Regions from separate parts of the Homo sapiens genome. Here region 1 is linked to region 2. A link is an interaction called in ENCODE POLR2A ChIA-PET data of the cell type or tissue named here. Cell type or tissue: CD4-positive, alpha-beta T cell. All regions are shown on one strand. Links, peaks and the distances in the headings refer to the core of each region. The heading gives the core; the rest is flanking DNA.

Region 1 (5,380 bases), core at 253-5,252, 140 kb before region 2:
GGCAAGCAGATCACTTGAAGTTAGGAGTTCAAGACCAGCCTAGCCAACATGGTGAAACCCCGCTTCTACCAAAAATATAAAAAATTAACCAGGTGTGGTGGCGGGTACCTGTAATCCCAATTACTCGGGAGGCTGAGGCAGGAGAATCACTTGAACCCGGGAGGCAGAGGTTGCAGAAAGCTGAGATCATGCCACTGCACTCCAGCCTCGGGGATAGCAAGATTCCGTATCAAAAAAAAAAAAAAAAAGAACTAAATCCTGAAGGCTCTTCTGTGCAACATTCTGAGTTACCGGTGCTATGCACTACTACATCTAAAAGCTCAGCCTTACTTTCTCAAAGTCAGAGCTGATCACAACATGAAGTCAGATGCCAAAAAGAGTGGAGCTAGGCTATTCCAAAACCATCCATGTCCCAAAGCAGAGTGATACGCTCCAGGATTATTTTAAAACAGAAAACAAACCAAAACAACAACAAAAACAAGTGAAAAAACACCCTACCACTGATTTTCTCTCACTTTTAAGTAGTTTAATTTCATTGGATTTTATTCCATGAAAAGTCAAACCAAAAAGAGAAGACTCCAGCTTTTGGACAGTCAAAGGGGAAGGGGAAATTGTCTCCTGTATGCCTCACATGCCTTTCGAAGCAGGCTGGATGCTTCCTGACTACAGGAACATGCTCTCTGGCTGGGTTGGTAGAAACTTCACTGTAAAGCTGTACAAAAATGAAATCCTGAACCCTTTCCTCCACCAGTCTGGTCTCTCCACTTCATTTTTGCCTTTCTCACTTAGTTTAGTGGTTCAAAGATCATATCTAAGCTATACAAATTAAGGAGGTAAAGTGATAATGTTACATGAAAGAGTAAGACCATTTAAACATGAAAAGATTATACATGTACTCGAACTAAAGGTACATTCTATTCAAAGGCCTTACTTTTACTTATTTGGATAGGACCATTGTAAAATTCCAATTTCACCAGCTAAAAACTACATTAAAGAAGGTACGTATAACAATAATTCAGAAAAATAAAATACTGAACAGGATCAATACAGATAGTCATAAAACACATTATTTAATACCATATTTTGCCTCTGAAGCTGAATACTAGAAGAACTGTCTCCCATACTAAATTATAAATAGCTTATTTCTCTTTTAATAACCTTTAATATTCAGACATTGTCTAAGAAACATTTTGAAGTAGGATAAATGATGTGCCTCCAGCTATAGTCATTCTTCCAAACTGAAAGACCAAGACACCAAGGAAGTGCAAATTCATTTTCATCCAGTGGTGGAATTATCAAGCTAGGGACCCCAAGGCAGCTCTCAAAGCAGCACTGGAAGGTGACAGAACAATCAACTGTGAGAGATGGGAAGAAAACTCAAATGGATAAAGAGGAAAATTACTGACAGATTTAACTTCCCATATTTCTCTCAAATTTTTAGCTTTCTAAGGAAACTACTCATTTTGAATTAATTTAGTTAAAATAATACATCCCAACTTTTTAAAGATGTTGTGAAATGAATACTTTAATACATTACTGGTGGTAGTATAAACTGCCTAAAAACAGTCTGAAAATTCATTTCTAGGACCATAAAATTATATACTCTGTAACACAATAATCCTACTCTTGGGATTATGTATGAATATTTTCATTACAGTATCATAGAATGGTAAAAAATGAAAGTCATTAAAAATACCTAAGCAAGAAAGGAATAGCTAAGTTACATATAGTATACCAACAAAGTGAAAGAAGAAATGTTATATTGTGATTGTAAATCATGTATGTACAAATGCCATGAAAATTAAAGCCAGTAATTACTGCTTAGGGTGTAGAAAACCTGGGTTCCTTTTTCATAATATTGGCAATAATTTTTATTTTAATGGTAAATATGGAGACACTAAATGTCTAGCATTTACTTTACAAGGCTGTTCAGGATAACTTGTTGACATACTACATACACAAGGCCCCTAAAACTTTAGAATTAAAACAAAAAATATTAAGGACCACACCATCATAATATGAAGCAACAAGAATCAAAAGCAGCTGTCAAGTAAGACCACAAAGCATTTACTATTGCACATATTCACCTCTTAGGAAATGCTGAAATAAAAAAGATATTTGCAACAATTATATAAAACAGTTGCCTGCTGGGTTTTTTTCTTTTAAAATTTAACTGCCAACATATTCCTACCAAACATTCCAACCAGACCAAATACTAATATGCTTACTTCCTACCTTCGGAGAAAATGAAGATGTTTTAAGTGAGATAAATGAGCACACAATTCCGTATCCAGATAAAACTGCTAAAAGTCTCAAGGAAGGGCTAGCAAATTAGAGGTGAAATTTCATTTAGATAGAAATAGCTGAAAGGCAAACCAAAGCTTCCAGAAAAATTCCCAAGAACTTTCCAAACACTAAACACAAACAGCCAGAAATTAATTCTTTACAGGTTTAGTCAGCCTTCTATGCTAATCTGCTTTTTTCTTTAATTTCTTTGGCTTTGAATAGCATTGTTTTTCACTAGCTTTCCATTAACTCACCCTTTAACTCTCTTAGCATAGTTATTTATATTTTGTCCTAGGCTTGAGATTCCTCCTAATTGGAGTGGACTGATAAAATAGGTGTATCTTAACTAATGCTAAAAACCAATGTGTCTCTTTTCTTACAAAATCATGTTTTCTTTTGATTATTTGTTTCTGATTACTCTGTTTCAGTAGCTATACATATAAAACCCAAACAAAACTAAAATAGTTTATGAAATGGTAGAAAGTGATAGTGGCATAGCAGAAATACTCTACAATATGGCAAGACACCTACAATGAGATGAAATCTTAATTCCAAGCAGGTAAAGAATATTGTAACCAGCTGTTGCTCTAATTATATTCTAATTCTGCCAAAGTTAGGCTGAGAAGAAAGAAAAAGACAACGATGATGACAAAAATGTTATTTGGCTCAAATATTCCACCAATGAGTTAAACTATTTTCCTTATTCCACATCTCTTTCTACCACAGTTTGCTAAGGTAAACATAGCACATTGTGAAAGAAGTACCCAGTGAAGGAAAATAAAGTAATAAACATAGCAGACAGTTCTGCTTTGCTTTTTTTGTCAGCTTACAGTAACAGCACTTGTATAGCACCAAGATACCAAGATAAGTTCTTAGGAAAACCCCAACAGGAACCAGCTGATTATTAACTTTACAACCGGTTTCATTTCATCAGGAAAGAGATGCTCTTTCTTGTAATTCATGTGGGTTATAAACACCAAAATAGAAAGCTTAACTCAAGACTGTGCCAGTCTTCACTAACAGTTTTTAAATCAGGAAATGATAGTGATTAAGCTTGACTGTCCTCATTCCACTAACATTTCTTAGATTTAATGTCTTACCAGTTGTCACACAGTCGAGTTTCCTGGTCATCTAGAAATTCAGCCATCTTTAGCTCTTCCTGAAAACCACAAAGGAAGACATGAACTTTCTCTTTCATTTCTGCTTTAAAGATGACATGCAAAAAAACAAATAAAAAACTAGTATACAGAAACTGTCACCCAAACCTGCATGTTAAAGCATTTTATTCAATATCCAGTCCCTTGGGATTTTCTTATTTTAAAATTTTCAATTTAAAATAATTTTATTGGATAAGGGAGTTTTAAAAAATAAAAATAATAAAATAAAATACTTTTACTAGGCTGGGTACAGTGGCTCATGCCTGTAATCTCAGTACTTTGGGAGGCCGAGGCAGGCGGATCACTTGAGCCCAGGAGTTTAAGACCAACCTGGCCACAACATGGGGTAACGTCATGTCTACAAAAAATACAAAAAAAAAAAATTACCCAGGCATGGTGATGTGTGCCTGTAGTCCCAGCTACTCGAGAGGCCGAGGCAGGAGGAATGTGCAAGAGGAATGCTTAAGCCTAGGAGTTTAAGGCTGCAGAGAGCCATGATCATGCCACTGCACTCCAGCCTGGGTGACAGAGTGAGACCCTGTCTCAAAAATAATAATAATAATAACATCCTGGCCAGGCGCAGTGGCTCACACCTGTAATCCCAGGACTTAGGGAGGCCGAGGCAGGCAGATCACAAGGTCAGGAGATCGAGACCATCCTAGCCAACATGGTGAAACCCCCATCTCTACTAAAAATACAAAAATTAGCTGGGTGTGGTGGCGCATGCCTGTAATCCCAGCTACTCGCGAGGCTGAGGCAGGAGAATCGCTTCAACCAGGGAGTCAGAAGTTGCAGTGAGCCAAGATCGTGCCACTGCACTCCACCCTAGCGACAGAGTAAGACTCCGTCTCAAAAATAAATAAATAAATAAAAATAAAATAACATCCCTTACAGACTTCATCCAATTACCCTAAAAGCATCATAACAATAGTAAAATTATCAAATAGAGGAAATTAACACTAATACAATACTAGTAACTAATCTATAGAATTCATTCAAATTTCACCAACAAGTCAGGCACAGGGGCTCATGCCTGTACTCCCAGAACTTTGGGAGGCTGAGCTGAAGAGGATCGCTTGAACCCAGGAGTTTAAGATCAGCCTGGGCAACATGGTGAAACCCTTCTCTACAAACAATTTAAAAATTAGCCAGACGTGGTGGCACACACCTGTGGTCCCAACTACTCAGAAGGCTGAGATGGGAAGATCACTTAAGCCCAGGAGGTCAAAGCTGCAGTGAGCAGTGATTGTACCACTGCACCCTAGCCTGGGTGACAGAGTGAGATCCTGTCTCAAAAAAAAAAAAAAAAAAAAAAAAAATCACCATCCCACCCTTTTTCTGGTTCAGCATTCAATCTAGGATCACACACTGCATTTGGCTATTACTTGTAGTTAATCTCCTTTGATTTGGGAGAGTTCTTCAGTCTTTCCTTCTCTTTCATGACCTTGTTAAGCATACTGGCTTTTTTTTTTTTTTTTTTTTTAAACAGAGTCTCACTCTGCTGTCTAGGCTGGAGTGCAGTGGTGCGATCTCGGCTCACTGCGATCTCGGCTCACTGCAACCTCGACCTCAGCCTCCTGAGTAGCTGGGACCACAGGTGTGCACCACCATGCCCAGCTAATTTTTGTATTTTCAGTAGAGATGGAGTTTCACCATGTTGACCAGGCTGGTCTCAAACTCCTGACCTCATATGATCCACCAGCCAGCCTCAGCCTCCCAAAGTGCTGGGATTACAGGCATGAGTCACCGTGCCCAGCCAGCTAGTTATTTTATATAATATCCTTCAATTTGGGTTTGTCTGATATTTTCTCATGATTAAATTCAGGTTATATATTTTTGGCAAGAACACCATAGAAATCATGTTGTGCTCATCTCAGTGCCTTATATCAGAAGGTACATGATGTCAACAGTCTTATTTTACTATTGATGTAAACCAT
Region 2 (5,380 bases), core at 110-5,109:
ATTTTCTTATTGTGGTTTTAATTTTTCATTTCCTTTATTACTAATAAAGTAGGGCATATTTGCATATGTTTATGGCCATTTGGATTTCCTCTTTTGTTAAATATTTTTGCCTGTTTTTCTGTTGAGTTTTTCTTACTACTTAGTAATTTTTTTAAAACACAGTTTGGATCCTTTGTCAGTTATATGTGTTACAAATATCTTCTATTTTGTGGTATGTCTTTTTACTTTCTTTATGGTGTCTTGACACAGACTCAATTTTTCATTTTAATGTGGTTGATTTTTTTCATTATTTCTTTTAGTACTTTTTGTGTTTTGTTTAGGAAAATTTTCCCTAAACAAAAATTGAAGACATTCTCCTATAGAATGTAAAAAAAAGGTTTACAGTTTTTGTCCTTTCACATTTAGGTCTTTAAACTACTTGGAATAGATTTTTTTTTTTTTTTTTTTTTTTGAGACAGGGTCTTGTTCTGTTTCCCTGGCTGAAGTGCAGTGATGCAATCATGGCTCACTGCAGCCTTGACCTCCTGGGCTCAAGTGATCCTCCTGCCTCAGACTCCCAAGTAGCTGAGACCACAAGTGTGTGTCACCATGCCCAGCTAATTTTTTTATTTTTTATTTTATTTGTAGAGATGGAGTCTCACCATGTTTCCCAGTCTGGTCTTGAACTCCTGGGCTCAAGCAGTCCTCCTGCCTCGGCCTCCCAAAATGTTAGGATTATAGTCATATAGTCACTGAGCCTGACCTAGAACTGATTAGATGGAGTCTCACTCTGTCGCTCAGGCTGGAGTGCAGTGGCATGATCTCGGCTCACTGCAACCTCCGCCTCCTGGGTTCAAATGATTCTCCTGCCTCAGCCTCCTGAGTAGCTGGAATTACAGGCGCCCGCCACCATGCCCAGCTAATTTTTGTATTTTTAGTAGAGATGGGGTTTCACTATGTTGGCCAGGCTGGTTTTGAGCTCCTGACCTCAGGTGATCTGCCCACCTCCCAAAGTGCAGAGATTACAGACGTGAGCCACCATGCCCGTCCTAGAACTGATTTTTTGAGTGTAGTGTGAGATACAAAGTAGGGGCCTAATTTCATTTTTTTTTCCTGTATGGATACCCAATTGTTCTAGCTTCATATTTTGAAAAGACTGTCTCTTTTCCACTGATTGAAAAAGCCACTTATGTCATACATCAGAGATCTATATATATATTGCTGGGTTTAATTTGGGCTATTTTCATTTTATTCACCTATTTGTCCATCCCTGTACTAGTACCACAGTATCTTCACTCTAGGTCTATGTTAGTTTTTGTAGGGAGACCTCCTGAAACTATTGCTATGGAATAAAAGATGAAATGCTCCTGATTATTGTAAATACAAAATTGCATGCAGGATTTTGTAAAGACAATGCAAGGTTTGGCTGCCAGAATGAGCCAACAGTGCGTGATGTGCTTCTCCCTGCAGAGAGCCTATAAACGGACGTGCAGTCAGGGAGGTTTCACATCACCAAGATTACTATCCCAGAAAAGCAGATGTTCATAGCTCTGGGAATGCAATGCAACCCTTGTGGAGAGCCTATAAATAGACACATGAGGGGCGCTTGTTCATATGGATAAGATAGGGTTATAAACGCCCTTATCTTGCCACGGCTTTTCTGGGTCTCTTTAGGGTTAAGGCATACTCCCTTCTGAGAATTTGTGGTCTAACCGGTTGTTTCACATCCTGTTTCTGTTGATTGTTTGCAACCAGCTTTTGCTGCAAATATTACTGCTGATTAGTATCTTACTAAACATAGGTTATGGATAGACTGTGTTTCTGTTTTAAGGCTCTGTTAGAAATTGCTGACACACACACTATGTTGTAAATTCTTATCTCTGTATACTGTACTTATGCATACCGATGTTACATTAAAGAATTACTTCATCCCCATGTGATCATCTCACCTCATAATCAAATGACCCCCTAAATCCCTCACTAACCTACCCCCGCCCTCACTAAACTTAATAATAAATGCCAGTATATCCAGTGCATTGGCGGCATCACAGGACCAGAAGGCGGTGACGCCCTGGACCCAGCTTTCACTATTTTGTGTGTGTCTTTTATTTCTCGACCTGCCGATCCACCTGGGAACAAAGAAAGAGCCCCGTTGCATTGCGGGCTGCTGGCCAGATCCCACGATAAGTCTTAAGATGAGGTGGGGCAAGTTCTTCTTTTTTTTTCAAGAGTGTCTTGGTTATCTTAATATTTTATATTTCTTTCTTTTTTTCCTGAAGAGTTGGGTTTATTTCAATAGTAAATTTGAAACTCTTGACTTAAGTGAAAGTACTCTAGTAATTATATCAGGAATAGACAATTTCCTACACTGTCAAATATATGAAAGTTCCTTTTGTACGTTCTTCAACACTGATCAACAAGCAGTTTCAGTCCACATTTGCTTTGATCTGTCACTGAGTTAACCCAAGCTGCTTCTTCAGAGATTCTGGCATCTTGGGGGAGGGCAAGGGAGGCTGAAGTAGACCTTCACAGAATCATAGATAAACTACTGTAGTGCAGTCAGAGTACCAGTCATAATGATACAGACAAACATTCCCTTCCATACACCTTTAAATCCAAGTCTCTGGAGGACTTGAGAAGCACTGCTACCTTTTTCTTTATTCAACACAGATACCACAGAATCATCAGGGTGAGAAACAATTGCACAAAACACTCCAGGTATGTAACCTGCTACAAATGTTACAACCAGCTCCTCTGTCTTTGAACATTCACCACAGGGCTTCCGAACCACAAACTTGTACAATGCTTCAACAGTACCTTAAAAGCAGGCAAACTTCATCATGGCATATGCTATCTGTCTCATCCAGAGAGGAGCAACCCCTTTGTAGAATGTTTTTAGGCCTTCTTCCTTATACATCTTGGGAGCTGCATCCCTCAAAGTCTTGGTCTAACCTGGTTGGGTTTGAATTTGAACCTTAGCAGCTTCCATAGGGCAATTACAGCAAAGAATTCAGCACTGGCAGAGGCAGCCAAATACAGTGATGTGCACCAGAGATAACATGCTCTGGGAGTATGTTGCTATACAAGACTTTAAAGACTTCATAAAAGCCAAACTTGCAGAACACCTGCATGGAGTGGCCAATGAAAGTCAGAGCCTGTCCTTTAGCCAAAGAATGAACACCATCCTCCTTAAGTGTAACTGAGAATCCATTAAATATGCCCTTCTACTTTTGGGGGTCCACCTGCATACAGCATTTCACTAAACCCAGGGGAATGACCGCAGTGTGTGTCAGACCACAACCTAAGACCCCACGAGAGCCACACAATGCATAATACTTCGTGGAGTCAAATTCACAACTGTACTTTTATAAGGCAGCAGCTGCCAGGTTAAGAGAGCAGTGGGGGGGCCTTGCGGGTCTTGTGGGACCGCTGTGGAGGTCCGTGAGGCCATCGTCCACCAGCTGCAGGTGTGGCACATTGAAGGAGTTCACCCATGCCAGGTGTGCCATGGATGAGAGCTTCTCCCTAAGATGGCAAACACCCCACTGTTACTCCCTTGGATTGTGGCTCACAGGGTGATATTTTGTACTTCCACATCAGATTCAGAGTCAGCTTGTCAAGTTCCACAGGAAAATAGGTTGAGATTTCATTGAGATTGCATTTAATCTTTAGGAGTCCCTCAATAAATGGTTTATAATTTTCTCCATAGGACCAAAACTATTTTTAGATAAGTGGGAATGGGGATGCCAAAAGGAGAAGAATAAGAAGAGACAAATTTCACCAGTGTGGTCAGAAACCGAAAGGCAACACATACAGTTCATTCTGACATTTTTCAGTATTACTGACTTTTTACCCTGACTTTTTATTACTGTAAACGTTTTCATTTTCTTTAAGTCCTCAGCCACATCCCTAAACACTTAGCAGAATACCTCATTTCTTATATTTAGAAGATGTTTGGCTCATGCCTGTGATCCCAGCACTTTGGGAGGCCGAGGAGGGTGGATCACAAGGTCAGGAGATCGAGACCGTCCTGGCTAACACGGTGAAACCCCATCTCTACTAAAAATACAAAAAATTAGCCAGGCGTGGTGCTGGGCGCCTGTAGTCCCAGCTACTTGAGAGGCTGAGGCAGGAGAATGGTGTGAACCCAGGAGGCAGAGCTTGCAATGAGCCGAGATCGTGCCACTGCACTCTAGCCTGGGCGACAGAGCGAAACTCTGTCTCCAAAAAAAAAAAAAAAAAGTAGAAGATGTTGCCTGTGCCACTAAAGCACTCTCAATTGTCTCCTTGTGGTACATCTCCACCACAAAATTTCTCATCTTTCCACTCTTTTTTTAACCCTATACCTAAGAAAGGAGTGTCCCTGTGAGTAAGAAGGTTCAGTACTAATCTATCCATGAGTACTCTGATTCCAGAACAGTTGGGATAACTGTGGTTATAGTGGTTATAGATTCCTTCCTATCTGTAGTCTTCCCTTGCATTGCCCACAATCAACCAATGGCAGAGGCCCCAGAAAAATGATGTCAGTTTCCTACTAGAAACATAAAATGTAAGAACTGTTACATTGTTAACATTCTCCTAGCTACATCACATATGAAATGAGGATTTTATTACTTTGACAGATAAGACCACTTTTTTATCTGAGCTTCTGTGACCTGCTCCTGGGACTTTGCTGGCTCACGGAGACACTTCTCTATGGAGCTTCAGTAGCAAATAAGGACATCATCTGCTATAACCTACAAGCAGTTGGACAGGTGAGTGCTACAAGACTGTCACTGCACCTTGCAAGAAAGGCACACTCAGATCTAGATAGAAACAAAGATGATTCACCTTGGGAAGTGGAGACGTATTTGTTTATTGTTACATTTTGAAACAATAGCTTTTATCTTTTTTCATATTAAAAACACTATATTATAGAATATTTTGAAAATTCAGAGAAGCAAAAAAATAATGTTATCTTTACTCTTTAATTTTTTTTTTTTTTTTTCTGAGACAGAGACTTGGTCTGTCACCAGGCTGGAGTACAGTGGTGCGATCTCGGCTCACTGCAAGCTCTGCCTCCCAGGTTCATGCCATTCTCCTGCCTCAGCCTCCCGAGTAGCTGGGACTACAGGCGCCCACCACCGCGCCCGACTAATTTTTTTTGTATTTTTAGTAGAGACGGGGTTTCACCGTGTTAGCCAGGATGGCCTCGATCTCCTGACCTCATGATCCACCCGCCTCGGCCTCTCAAAGTGCTAGGATTACAGGCATGAGCCACCGCACCCAGCCGTTTTTTTTTTTTTTTTTTTTTTGAGACAGAGTCTCGCTCTGTCGCCAGACTGGAGTGCAGTGGCGCGATCTTGGCTCACTGCAACCTCCGCCTCCTAGGTTCAAGCAATTCTCTTGCCTCAGCCTCCTG

Evidence for each region. ChIA-PET counts read pairs that join two places held together with the same protein. Peaks named below come from ENCODE experiments on the same cell type or tissue, not always from the same donor. Only the 100,000 strongest peaks of a DNase experiment are listed, where the experiment ranks them.
Region 1: POLR2A ChIA-PET joins it to region 2 with 7 read pairs; 5 of 35 experiments call an interaction of 5 or more read pairs at or near these places.

Annotation. Positions count from the first base shown.
Region 1 is chr12:112,128,576-112,133,955 of GRCh38, reverse strand. It overlaps TRAFD1 (TRAF-type zinc finger domain containing 1), which reads right to left. Exons shown (of 12, transcript NM_006700.3): 2 at 3,387-3,445. The coding sequence starts at 3,433. Among named protein-coding and RNA genes, the nearest start is that of TRAFD1, 5.7 kb to the right of the region's middle. RefSeq lists an enhancer at 3,193-3,242. In CD4-positive, alpha-beta T cell, for the core only: no CTCF peak of the experiment used is centred there; a DNase peak (open chromatin) is centred at 3,195; H3K4me3 peaks cover 1,067 bases; H3K27ac peaks cover 3,113 bases.
Region 2 is chr12:111,991,111-111,996,490 of GRCh38, reverse strand. It overlaps TMEM116 (transmembrane protein 116), which reads left to right. Exons shown (of 11, transcript NM_001193531.2): 4 at 4,602-4,733. It also overlaps the pseudogene SLC25A3P2. Among named protein-coding and RNA genes, the nearest start is that of TMEM116, 19 kb to the left of the region's middle. RefSeq lists a silencer at 4,232-4,526. In CD4-positive, alpha-beta T cell, for the core only: no CTCF peak of the experiment used is centred there; DNase peaks (open chromatin) are centred at 1,690, 2,040, 2,470 and 2,750; H3K4me3 peaks cover 2,053 bases; H3K27ac peaks cover 3,681 bases.